2 separate regions of the Mus musculus genome follow, and region 2 is linked to region 1. Evidence: chromatin contacts called from ENCODE Hi-C or POLR2A ChIA-PET data. All regions are on one chromosome and are shown on one strand. The core of a region is the stretch at or near the end of the contact, and the rest is flanking DNA. Distances in the headings are between cores, read along the strand shown.

The links. A loop is a pair of places that touch in the nucleus more often than their neighbours do. ChIA-PET counts read pairs that join two places held with the same protein, here RNA polymerase II (POLR2A).
Region 2: a map of left cerebral cortex shows a loop between it and region 1 (2.5-fold over the local background). The contact joins the promoter of Tmem265 here to the promoter of 1700008J07Rik in region 1. A Hi-C loop is called at or near these places in 16 of 37 maps with a recorded cell type or tissue (CH12.LX, T-helper 17 cell, adrenal gland and 4 more). POLR2A ChIA-PET finds 5 or more read pairs at or near these places in 4 of 5 experiments (Patski and embryonic stem cell).

Annotation. Positions count from the first base shown.
Region 1 is chr7:127,509,191-127,515,356 of GRCm38, forward strand. It overlaps 1700008J07Rik (RIKEN cDNA 1700008J07 gene), which reads right to left and starts at 3,679. Exons shown (of 1, transcript NR_024331.1): 1 at 1,248-3,679. Srcap (Snf2-related CREBBP activator protein) reads left to right here and starts at 2,793. Exons shown (of 34, transcript NM_001304266.1): 1 at 2,793-3,148; 2 at 4,975-5,050.
Region 2 is chr7:127,557,675-127,563,840 of GRCm38, forward strand. It overlaps Tmem265 (transmembrane protein 265), which reads left to right and starts at 3,549. Exons shown (of 3, transcript NM_001304267.1): 1 at 3,549-4,111; 2 at 5,448-5,618. The coding sequence starts at 5,451. It overlaps Srcap (Snf2-related CREBBP activator protein), which reads left to right. Exons shown (of 34, transcript NM_001304266.1): 33 at 92-175; 34 at 294-3,545. The coding sequence ends at 3,095.

The sequences.
Region 1 (6,166 bases), core at 2,429-4,928:
CCTGGTACTAGGATTATCATTTCCAGTTGAAGCAAACACACTACCAACTCAACTACATGCAACCCCCTCCGTTTTTGTTTTTCTGAGACAGGGTCTCACCATATACACCTGACTGGCTGGGAATTCACTATGTGGACCCAAGTGGCCTCATGAGATCATCTTGCCTCAGTCTTCAAGTACTGGACTATAGGCATGCATTTCCAAAGCAAGTTTTATGTAGTGCTGACAGCCAGCCTATGGCTTTGTGCATGCACTAGAAGCACACTACCAACTGGGCTAGTTATTTTTCTTTTTAGCAGAATTTCATATAGTCCATGCTGGTCTCAAGACTCACTAGATAACCCTGAACTTAGTATCTTCCTGCCACCTCCTCCAGAATGATGCTGTATGCCACATTATAGCTCTATGCTAGCACATCTGTTTAAAATGACACTAAGAATTGAACCCAAGGTTTCACAAATGTTAGGGAAACACTCTACCAACTGAAATAGAGACCGTTATTCTCCTTCTACTTTTTGAGTTTCAGGCATCAAATTCACATCAGGCTTAGTGGCAAATCTCTGCCTGTGCAATGTGTGCAGTGCAGAGGCAAGATGTTTGCCAGCTGCCTTGTTGGTCCCAGAAACTAAAGTCAGGTCCTCTAGCCTGAGCCAGCCAGTACTTTTTTTTTTTTTTTTTTTTTTTTCCGAGACAGGGTTTCTCTGTATAGCTCTGGCTATCCTGGAACTCACTTTGTAGACCAGGCTGGCCTCGAACTCAGAAATCCACCTGCCTCTGCCTACCAAGTACTGGGATTAAAGGTGTGCACCACTACGCCTGGCTCAGCCAGTACTCTTAACTGCTGAGTCATCTTTCTTCCACTACCTTCTTTCTTTCTTTTGGTGGGGTGAGGAGGGGACATACAGGGACAAGTGGAGGGGTGGGGACGGGACATAAAAAGATAGGGTCTCACTATGTAAACCAGCCTGGACTTGAATTCAGAGATTTTCCCTGCTAATGCCTGCTGGGTGCAGGAATGAGAGGTGCCACCACATCTGGCCCCATCACTATCTTTATTAATCTTTCTAGATATTATAAGTCTGAAAAGGCAAAATGTAAAACAATTATAAATTGCCAAAGTGTAAGCAAAAGTGTGAAACAATTCATACTATGGTATCATTTAGATATAGGGGACTCAACACTGATTACTTCTGGGTAGAATTCTCTAGGCAGGGTACTGGGAACATTTAGGAATTTTTTTTTTTTTTGCAGATAATCCTTTTACTGATAATTCATACTACATTTATTTTTACAAAAGCAAATATTTATTACCTCTGTAATTTTAGAATTTATTTTTATAAGTGTTTGCCTGAATGTATGTCTATGTATTAGAAGGTTTCAATTCCCTTAAGACTAAAGTTAGAAACTGTTAAAAGCTTCCATGTGGGTGCTGAGAATCAAACCCTGTGTTCTCTAGAAGAGCAGCCAGTGCTCTTAACCACTTAAAACATCTCTCCAGCTCTGCCTCTGTAAATTATTTAAACACACACACACACCTTTAAAGTACTAAAGTGAAAAAAAGCAACACATAGTTACTATAAGATTATATGCATATCCTTTTTTTTAGACAGGATAATCTTGAACTTTAGAATATTAGTGTGTGTGTGCTCTGTGTGGTTGTTTGTATTGACTTATGCAACAGCACAGGTTGGCCTCAACCAGTAAATTGGGATTGTGCATTTATGCTACCATACCTAGCTGTAAAGAATCTTTCTTCCAGTCTCTATTCAACTTCCATTTCCCCTCAATAGCTTCTCCTCTGTCCATCGCTGATTTATTTTTATCCTGTTTTCTTAATTATTAGTTATGTTTTGGGGCAGGGTCTTGTTATGTAACCAATGGCTCAAAATCTTCCTTGGAACCGTTGTAGATAATAAATGCATCCTTAAAATCGGAAGGGAGTATCAGATTCTCTAAGAGATTTTTTCCCCCCTAGACACAGGAATTTTTCTCTGTAGCTTTGGTTGTCCTAGAGCTAGCTTCATAGACCAGGATGGCTCTGAAGTCAGAGATTCGTCAGCCTCTATTGGGATTAAAAGCCATGAGCCACCACCACCCAGCCTTTTTTTCCTTAAGGATTTTTATTTGACTTGAATGGGAGTTTTACTTGCGTGTATGTCTGTGCACCGTGTTTGTGTATTGCTCTCTGAGGCCAGAAGAGGGTGTCGGATTCCTTGGAACTGGAATAACTGTTAGGAGCTTCTTTAGTGTGGAGATAGAATGTCCTCTCAAAGTGGAAGCAGCCAATATTCTTAATCACTGAGCTATGTTCTCAACCTCTCAAAATAGTTCTTAAATGTAAAAGACTGCAAACCTATGGTACTTGTATTTGAGAGTTCTTGGGAAAACCGGTGTTACAAAGTCAACCGCAGCTGGTAGTGGTGGTGCATACGTTCATTCCAGGCAGACGCAGGAGCAACTTTGTAAGTTTAAGGTTAGCTTGATCTACATAGCGAGTCCATGTCAGCCAAGGCTACATTGTTAGACCTCACCTTTCAAAAACAAAAAGTAACTGCTGTAGGAATCAGTAGGTCTAAGCTCTTCTACTCATTTGTTTCATTTCACTGGGTGATATGTAAGAACAAAAACTCCGAAATCCAAAGGGTGGTCCCAGTGGGCAGCTGCAATGCAGCACGAGTTTCAGACCTATTGAAGCGTGCTGGGCCAGCATGGAGCCTCGGAGCGAACTACAACTCCCACCTTGCTTTGCGCCGCACAGTCCTACGCTAGCACGCGAGCCTACCCGCCCCTTCAGCCTCCAGTTACTGTGTATCGCGAGAAGACGGGCCGCTCTGGCGGTAGCGATAACGAGCCTTGGTGGTGGTGGTAGTGGTGGTGCTAGTGGCGGTGGCGGCCGAGACGGCGGCGGCCATTTTGGTGAGGCCTCGGGAGCAGCGGAGGCGGCGGCGGGGTCGCTGGGAGTAGCGTCTCCTTTTTCTTCAACTCACCAAGCACCTCTTCGCGGCGTGACTGGAAGCGGTGGGAGCATCGGGGTGGCTCGTGTTACGGCCCTTAGGGGAATTTAAAGTGGTGAAGGCGGCGACCAAGAGGGGGCCCTCCCCCCTCCTCGGCGGGAGGGGGGGTGGTGAGCACGCCCCCGAGGACGCAGGTAAGGAGAGGGAGACAAGATGGCGGAGGCCCCACACTTTCCCCTCCCCTGACGGGTGCCTGCGCGCGCATCTGCGAGCGCCGCTTCCCACCTTCCCGGGGTGCTGCGCGCGCACCGCCCGGCGGGGCCCCGGGGCTGGCGAGCGAGGTTGCCTGCGCGCGCTCCCGGAGCCGGGGGTGGGGGGGAGGGCGTCGGGCCGAGCGGCACCTGGTGTCAGAGCGGCGCCTCGCCCCCCTCCTGCCCTTCTGCGCACGCGTGCGCGAACGAGCAGCCCTCGAGAGGACGGACCCAGGTGCGCTTCTGCCCGCCCACCAACCTGCCTCCCCTCGGGGGCGCGGACGAGGGAAAGGGGTGCACGGGACGAGTAGTCCGGGCGCGCGCCCACCATAAGCCATTTAGGAGCCCGAGACTTGGCGCACGAACCCTTCCTTCCCGAGCTCTTTGCGGTCTGTGGATGTGGGGGCGCCGACGGACGCGGACATCTGAGTCCTGTGACCCGGTCTATGGGATCGGGTTCTGGCGGGAATCCCCCCCTCCTCCCCTCCCCAATCTGGCCGTGCGCGCCGCCGGCTCACCCCGCCTCCGGGCCGCGCACGCGCCGGCGCCTCCCCCAGCCGGTCGAGCACGTTGGGTGGGGTGGGCGACCGCGAGGGGGCGGGGCCGCCGTCTGAGGAGTCAAAACTTGGCAGAGGTCAAGGGTCATGCTGGGTCAGTCCACTGCGGGGGGGGTGGGGGGGTATTGGGAGGTCATAAAGAAGGCTGGAGTCCATAGTTGGGGCCTCATGGTTTTGGATTACCTCCAATCCTTGGAATTTCTGAAGGGTGAATCAAGGCAGCACAACACCTAGATAAGGAATTAACTAGGCAAATGCTTCCGGATCTTGAATACTTTATTAACCCTGCTTGTTTCCGGCTGTTAGGGCTCCTTGGCGCCTTCCTCACTTAAGTCTGCTTATAAAGCTCTTTCTTGCCGGGCGGTTGGTGGCGCACGCCTTTAGTCCCAGCACTTGGGAGGCAGAGGCAGGCAGATTTCTGAGTTTGAGGACAGCCTGGTCTACAAAGTGAGTTCCAGGACAGCCAGGGCTACACAGAGAAACCCTGTCTCCAAAAACGAAAAGCGTTTTCTTTAAAGTTCTTTGGCCGTTCCACCTCGCTCTTTCTGTATTCAAATAGCCCTCCTTTACTTTATAACTATTTGCTTTTTGTTTTGGGGAACTCCGCCCTCATTTCTGTTAAGTCCTCATTGAAAAGACAAGGAAGCTGTCAGGCATCCAGGAGGCGTTGTTAACTTCTAGATGAGAAGTTTCTGTCCTTCAGTTGTCTGTCAGAGCTTTAAGTACTTTTAGCTTTTAAAACGTTTTGTTGTCTTCTTCTCTGCTCTTACCCAGCCAGAATGTACAACCCTGTGAGATTCTCCGTACAAAACACTTTGTGCTTTGTTGCCACAACATGTATATACACCACATCCATGCTTGGTGTCCAGACAGGCCAGAAGAATAATCTGGGCCACTGGAGCTGGAGCTATTGTGAGCTGCTATATAGGTGCTTGGGACAAAACCCAGGACCTCTGCAGGAGCAATGAATACTCTTAAATCCCTGAAGCATTTCTCCACCCCCACCCCCAAGGCTGAGCCTTGCCCAATTTACTACAGCCTTGCCTAGTTTACTGTATGACTTTCTGAAGCATGAGCTTTCCCTGTTACTGTTCTGTGAAGTGACTTCGGATGTATTTTAAAGTCCAATAAAGCTGGTGTACGTAACCTTAGATGAGTATGGATTGACACATGTGGGTCGTGTCCTCACTGCTGCTGCTTCTCCTGTTTTAGGTGTGATTTCCTTCAGTACAGCACGGCACCGTGGAAGTGCAGACTCTCACAGGGGGTGTGGTCTCTGCTCACACAGGTGAGCTCACCTTCAGATAAAATTTTGTGTGCTGATGTTAATGGGAGAAACTGTATGACATGATGAGAGAATAGGTTGTGAATGATTACTGCATGTGTTTTCTATGTAGGGTTTGGTGATAGTACAACCAAACTGAGGCTGAATAAGGGAAGGTGTTACCCAGGCACTACTAGGGAGAGCACTAAGAGTATTAGGTTTTTCTATGTTTTTTTTTTTTGTTGTTGTTGTTTAGTTTGGTTTTGCTTATTTGTTTTGTTTTCATTTTTTTCTCTCTCTTTTTTTTTTTTTTTTGTTGTTGTCATTGTTTTCTCGAGACAGAGTTTCTCTTTGTAACCCTTTGTGTTCTAAAATTTGACTTGTAGATCAGGCTGGCCTTGAACTCAGAGATTTCTGTCTCTGCCTCCCAGTGCTAAGAAGAAAGACCTATACCACCATCCTGGCTTCTTCAATGTTCTGAAACATGGCAATGTGGATTTAAGTTCTCCTACTATTATCTTTTCTTCCTTCTTTTCTTTCTTTTCTTTTTAAAGACAATCTCACATAATTTAACTGGCCTCAATCTGTATAGCTGAGAATACTCTTAAGTAGTTGTGATCCTCTTGCCTCCAGTGTACCACCGTGACACTCAATTCTATGTGGTTCAGGCATGAAGTCTCAGACTCTGAGGGTACTGGTCAGCTATCCTACCAGATCAGCTCTGTCTTCAGCTCTGTGTTTCTCCCTTCTCTCTCTTTTCCTTTTTAAGGGGGTGGGGGTCTAAGTCTCTAGCTCAAGCCAACTTTGAATTCATAGCAGTCATTCTGCCTTGGCTTGCCCTAAGTGCTGGGATAATAGGTATGAACCACCACAGCTGACATTTCTCTTTCTTTTTCTTTTTTCTTCTTTTTTTCTTTTTCTTTTTCTTTTCTTTTCTTTTCTTTTCTTTCTTTCTTTATTTCTTTTTTTTTTTTTTTTTTGAGATAGGGCTTCTATTGTAGCCCAGGCTGTCCTGGAACTCTTTCTGGAGACCAGGCTAGCCTCAAACTAACAGAGATCCACTTACCTCTGTCTCCTGAGTGCTGAGGTTAAAGGCATGTACCATGAATGCTTAGCATATTTATTCTTTTGAAATGAGAT
Region 2 (6,166 bases), core at 2,299-4,798, 48 kb after region 1:
TTTTTTTTCCCCCCCCATCTTTCCTGGTGATATGGTAATAGTCCCTGAGTTCTAGGTCCTTATGTTTATCAACTTATATTCTTCCCTACAGCTGACTCCCATTGAGCGCTATGCCATGAAGTTCCTAGAAGCTTCATTGGAGGAAGTGAGCCGAGAGGAGCTCAAACAGGCAGAAGTAAGTCTTCTTATGTAGGAAGTAAGGGGAATAAGATAGTGGGAAGCTGTTCATTTCCATCATGCCTTGCTCTGCTCGCTCTTCCTCTTGCTGACACTATTGGCCACGTTGTTGGTAGGAACAAGTGGAAGCTGCCCGAAAAGACCTGGACCAAGCCAAGGAGGAGGTGTTCCGACTACCCCACGAGGAAGAGGAAGGACCAGGGGCTGGGGATGAGATGTCTTGTGGAAGTAGTGGAGCCAGCCACCGGCGCAGCAAGAAAATCAGGGCTCCTGAGAGGCTGGGGACTCGTGTCAGTGAACGTCTTCGTGGAGCTCGGGCAGAAACTCAAGGAGCAAACCACACTCCTGTCACATCCTCCCATCATACCTGCAACACCTTTGTGCCTCCCCAATGCAGCCCTGTGAGAGAAAGAATTCCCAGGCCAGTGCCTAGGCCTCGTCCTCCTCCTCCTCCTCCTGCTCCTCCTCCTCCTCCTGCTCCTCCTGCTTCTCCTTCTCCTGCTCCTCCTCCTCCGCCTGCTCCTGCTTCTCCTGCTCCTCCTGCTCCTCCTGCTTCTCCTCCTGCTGCTTCTCCTTCTCCTGCTCCTCTCCCTCCTGCTGCTTCTGTTGCTTCTGCTATAACTTCTGCCCTAGCCACAGCTCCAATACCCATTTCAGCCCCAAATCCAGTAACCATTCTTCCTGTCCATATCTTGCCTACTCCACCTCTGCTTCAGCTTCCTCCTAGTTCGTCTCCTGCTTCTACCCCGCCTTCTGCCTGTACCCCTCTACCCACTTGTACCCCCTTACAAGCTCAAACCTCTGTATTAACCTCTTCTTCACCAGCCCCACTTGACTCCCTTTCTGTTCCCATCTCTCCTGGGGTTACCAACCTCCCCTTGGACTCAGGAGAAGTAGGGCTGTGTGCACAAGAATTGGCACCTGTGGAGTCTCTAGAGCTGCCTGGAATGACCAATTCTGAGGCTTCCCTGGCTAGTCTTGTGTCTCCAAAGGATCTTTTGCCAGTGGCTGTTGATATCCTGCCTGAATCAGAGAAGACTCTTCCTTGTATTCCTGCACCCAGTTCAACCCTGGAAGCTGAGAGCATCCCCAATGGTCAGCAGCAGGAGGTGCCAGGTCCTGTGGAGGGGACCAATACCACACTGCTACCTGGTAGTGAGGAATTGACCATGAGTCTGAATGAGAGCAATGGGCTGGAGCTCCCACCCTCAGCAGCATCTGCTGAACCACTTGATGAGCTTTTGGAGACTCATAGGAACTCGGGAGAAACAAGAGAGGTTCAGATCCCAATTTCCAACTCAGAAAAGCCACAAGAACTTGTTAGAGCTGAGGTTACAGCCCCATCAACCTCATCTTCAGCCACCTCCTCTCCTGAGGGTCCTTTGCCTGCCCGTCCTCCACGGCGTCGAACCAGTGCTGATGTAGAAATCAGGGGTCAGGGGTCTGGCCGGACAGGACAGCTCCCAGGTCCCAAAGTGCTTCGAAAGCTGCCAGGAAGGCTAGTAACTGTGGTGGAGGAAAAAGAACTTGTAAAGCGACGGCGACATCGGGCACCTGCCAGCACCCTAGTACCTGGGGTATCTGAAGTTAGCGCCAGTCCAAGAAGCCCATCGATCCACAGTATGTCAGGGCCAGAATCCTCACCTCCTAGCAGTGGGCCCTGTGAAGCTGCTCCTACATCTTCACTGTCTACCCCAACCCAATCCACCTTCATAGCTTGTCGTCACAATGAACTGGGGACGACTACTGGGGGAAGCCCAGAGAATGGAGAAGGAACAGAGCTTGCCATCACTCCACCTGCTGTGAAACGTCGGAGGGGGAGGCCTCCCAAGAAGAACAGATCTCCAGCAGATGCTGGGAGAGGGGTAGATGAGGTACCTTCATCCATCTCTAAGGGGAAAACCAATGGGGTTGACCCAGTCCCCGGCCCTGAAACAGTAACTGTTGCAGAACCTGACCTCAGGCCCCAATTTGTTCCTGGGCCCCAGCCTCCTGGACCCCAACCAGTTCACAGACCAGAACCCACCATCCTATCGCCTGTGGAGAAAAGACGGCGTGGGCGTCCCCCTAAAGCAAGGGATTTGCCCATTCCTGGGACCATATCCTCTCCAGGAGGCGGCAATTTAGAGAGCCGAACACAGTCGCTCCCTTTCCCAGCACCCCTGACACCACTCCTAGCCTGTCCCACTGCTGTCACCAACACTGTCACTACTGTCACCATTTCAACATCCCCACCGAAGCGGAAGCGGGGCCGACCTCCCAAGAACCCACCATCACCAAGGCCCAGCCAGCACCCTGTCTTGGACCCCGACAGCTCTTCTATTCTTGAGAGTTGTGGACTGGGAGTGCAGCGCCAACCCCTGGGCCAGGCAGAAAGTGAAGGCAGTTCCTCTGATGAGGATGGAAGCCGTCCTCTCACCCGCCTGGCCCGTCTTCGGCTTGAAGCTGAAGGGATGCGGGGACGAAAGAGTGAAGGGTCCATGGTGATGGCCGTAATTCAGGATGACCTGGATTTAGCAGATAGTGGGCCAAGTGGGTTAGAACTGACACCACCTGTGGTCTCATTAACTCCCAAATTTCGCTCAACCCGCCTGCGTCCAGGGTCTCTAGTCCCCCCACTAGAAACTGAGAAAATGCCTCGAAAAAGGTCAGGGGCTCCAGTTGGGAGTTCTGGGATGGCAAAACGAGGCCGCTTGCAGCCCCCAAGTCCCCTGGGGCCTGAGGGTTCAGTAGAGGAGTCAGAGGTAGAAGCCTCAGGTGACGAGGAGGAAGGAGATGGAACCCCACGCCGTCGAACTGGTCCCCGCAGGCTCGTTGGGACCACCAACCAAGGGGACCAGCGTATCCTGCGTAGTAGTGCTCCTCCCCACCTATGTATCCCTACTATTAGTCACAGAGGTCGAAAGGCCAAGACGTGAATGGGCAGCCCCTTCACTTATGTATCCCACCATGGCCGCTTTCCCTTGCCCAGGCCTGACTCTGATAACCACTACTTGAAGTCTTTGAGGGAAAAAGCCTCCAGGGAGACATAGGGGGCTGTCTTCCTTTCCACCAAAGTAGGGGGTAGGTTACTGGTTGTCATGGAAATGGGGCTTGTCACAACCCCCTTTCTCTCCTATATGGCTGGGCAGTGTTAAGGGTGGCAAGATAGTTTCTGTCCCCACCCCCTTGTACTTGATTCCCCAGCTGTCTTTCACAGCCTCAAACCCTTAGGGTAAAGGGGGAGGGGCTTTTCAATGAGGTGGGGTGGGTTTGTTTTGTTTTTTTTTCTTTTTTTTTTTCTTTTTCTTTTTTTCTTTTTTTTTCTTTTTTTTTTTTTTTTAAGAAAAAAAAAAAAAAGCATAATAAACTTAGTTTCTGTACAAGCATCCGTGTAAGGAGGCTTCTGATTTTCTGGTCTGGTGGAGGGTTGGGTGGGAATTTGGACGTCATTTTTCACCTCCCTCTTACAATGACTCCATGACTGATCTCTAATGCAAGGTTACCCTTGAAGCAGAACTTAATCCCGCTCCCAGTCAAAAAAAAAAAAAAAAGAAAAAAAGAAAGATTGTCAAATCTGATCTGGTAGGCTATATAGAGTCTTTTAAACCACCCAGATAAACTCTTTTCTCTGAGTCTTGAACTTGCCCTCAGTTCTCCAACACCCGGGAGTCCCCTTCAGTCTCCTTACTCAGGTGCTTCCTTACACTCCTGTCTTCAGAAAGCAGGCATCCTCCATTTGCTCATGCCTTAGCCCTCCTCTGCTCGCCATCTAGCCAAACTGGTTTGAGCTGGCCATGCCCCTTCCCAGAGCCCTGGGCTCTTCACATGGTGGCTGGCCCTACAACTCTACCTTGGCTTGGCTTGGAGCCATGAGTCAGCTTCATCTCCACCCAAGCCAAATCAAACCCGAGGCAAGAGCCGAAACTCACAGTTCCTCAAAGCCTATGGCCAGGTAAGAATCTATGCTTATGTTTATAGTTTCTGACCATAACTCCCTGGGCCCTTTCTTAGGCTCTTTTCATTTACTGACAATTCATTTCTCACCTCAACTGCTGTTGCAGCTTGCCACATCTTTTTGCTCTCTCACATTCTGCATTTTTGTTTCTTGTGGCGGGGAACCACAGGTGGTTTCATGTGTCCAGGCTGTAGGATAATGATTAGACATGAGGGTGGAAAGATATTTTGATGTGCATAGAGGGCCTGAGTACTAGGAAGGCATTGTGCAGGTTTCTGTGGGCAAAGTCATTTGAACTCTGCTAATCTGATTGGGTTGTATGGTCTGGGATAAAGTAGAGGTGACAAGCATAGAAAAGGAGGTGTCATATTCAGGGGTTTTGTTTTGAGACAGGATCTCATGTATCCTCAGACTCAGCAATGCTGGCCTTGAATTTAGATCTTTCTGCTTCTGTACCGAATTGGTATTATCGATGTCTGCCTCCACTCCTTGGTTAGGTGGGATTTTTTTATTGTTACTTTTATTTTGTTTTGTTTTTATAAACATCAAAAAGAACTTAACCATATGAATCTTGCCTTTCTTTTATCCTCCAAACTATTCATGCCCAGGGTTTGGTGGTACACGCCTTTAATCCCAGCACTCAGGAGGCAGGGGCAGATAGATCTCAGTGATTCTAGGCCAGCCTGGTCTACAGAGTGAGTTTTAGGACAGCCAAGGCTACACAGAGAAACTATCATAAGTAAGCCAAGCAAAGCCAGAGCCAGGCAGTCTCTGAATTTGAGGACAGCCTTGTCTATATACTGAGTTCCTGGCAAGCCAGGGAGGGGCTACATAACGAAATCCTGTGTCAAAACAAAGCCAAAAAAAGTTACCTAGTAATAAGGTTTTAAGATGATATCTCTCAGCCGGGCATGGTGGCGCACGCCTTTAATCCCACCAGTTGTGAGGCAGAAACAGATTTCTGAGTTCAAGCCCAGCCTGGTCTACAGAGTGAGTTCCAGGATAGCCAGGGCTCGAAAAGATTTAAAAAAAAAAAAATTCTATCTCCTGTTTCTGGTAGCCAGGTCAGCTTCATTGTCTATATTTATTGAAGAATAAGTACATTCACACATGCTTGCCCTTCAAAAGATTCAGAATCTTCAGCTATGGAAAGGATCCCGACCACGTAGTTAGTCTTCTCACCTGAGTCACTGGAGGAATTTCCCAGTAAGACAGCATTCCTGAGTGTAGGGTTAGGACACTAGACAGCATGCTTTGAGAAGGGTGGAGTCACCATGCCCGAGCAAGAGCTCATTTGTTGGGCTTAAAAGTGCCTTGACTATATCATCCACAGGTGATGGAGGACAAGGAGAAGGCAGCGGAGAGCTTGGTGAGCAACATGGAAGCTGCTCATTCTCCATCCCCTATCCACTGCCGCTGGCTCCGCCTCCAATATTTGGCGGCTACTAGCATTATCTGTGGCTGTTCTTGCCTGGGGATCATGGCTCTTGTGTTTGCCATCAAGGTGAGGAATAAAATTCCTATGGGACTGGGAGGGTATAATGAAATGACTGTATCTGATCTGTCTACAGTTACGGTTACTACATATCTTTTGATGCTTAGCTCTGAGCTTAGTGACAGAGTAAGAATACTTTCTAAGGACTCGTGTCTTACGAAAACGAAAGTTGTAAAAATGGATAATTAGTAGAATTCAGTTCATTAATACTGTAGTACAGGAGAAGTGTGAGTGTATTGAGGATGGAAGAACAATTCAAATAAAGGCAGGAATATTTGAGATTTGACATCAAAGGATCCAGATCCTGAAGGCCTCCGATTCTGAACTTAGGAATTTTAACTTTATCTTGAATAGTAGAAAGCAATTTAAATTTTTTTCAGAGGAGTGACATGGCCAGATTTGTGTTTCAGAAAGATCTACTCTCAAACCCCCCATTGAGGCTGAATCACAAGGGGCAGGACTACAGGCAGACAGTTTAGTCGTGATGAGAAGGATCTCCATCGTGTGCAATGAGTAGAGCAGTTGTTAGAGAACAGTCTGCACCCCTCCTGCTTTTT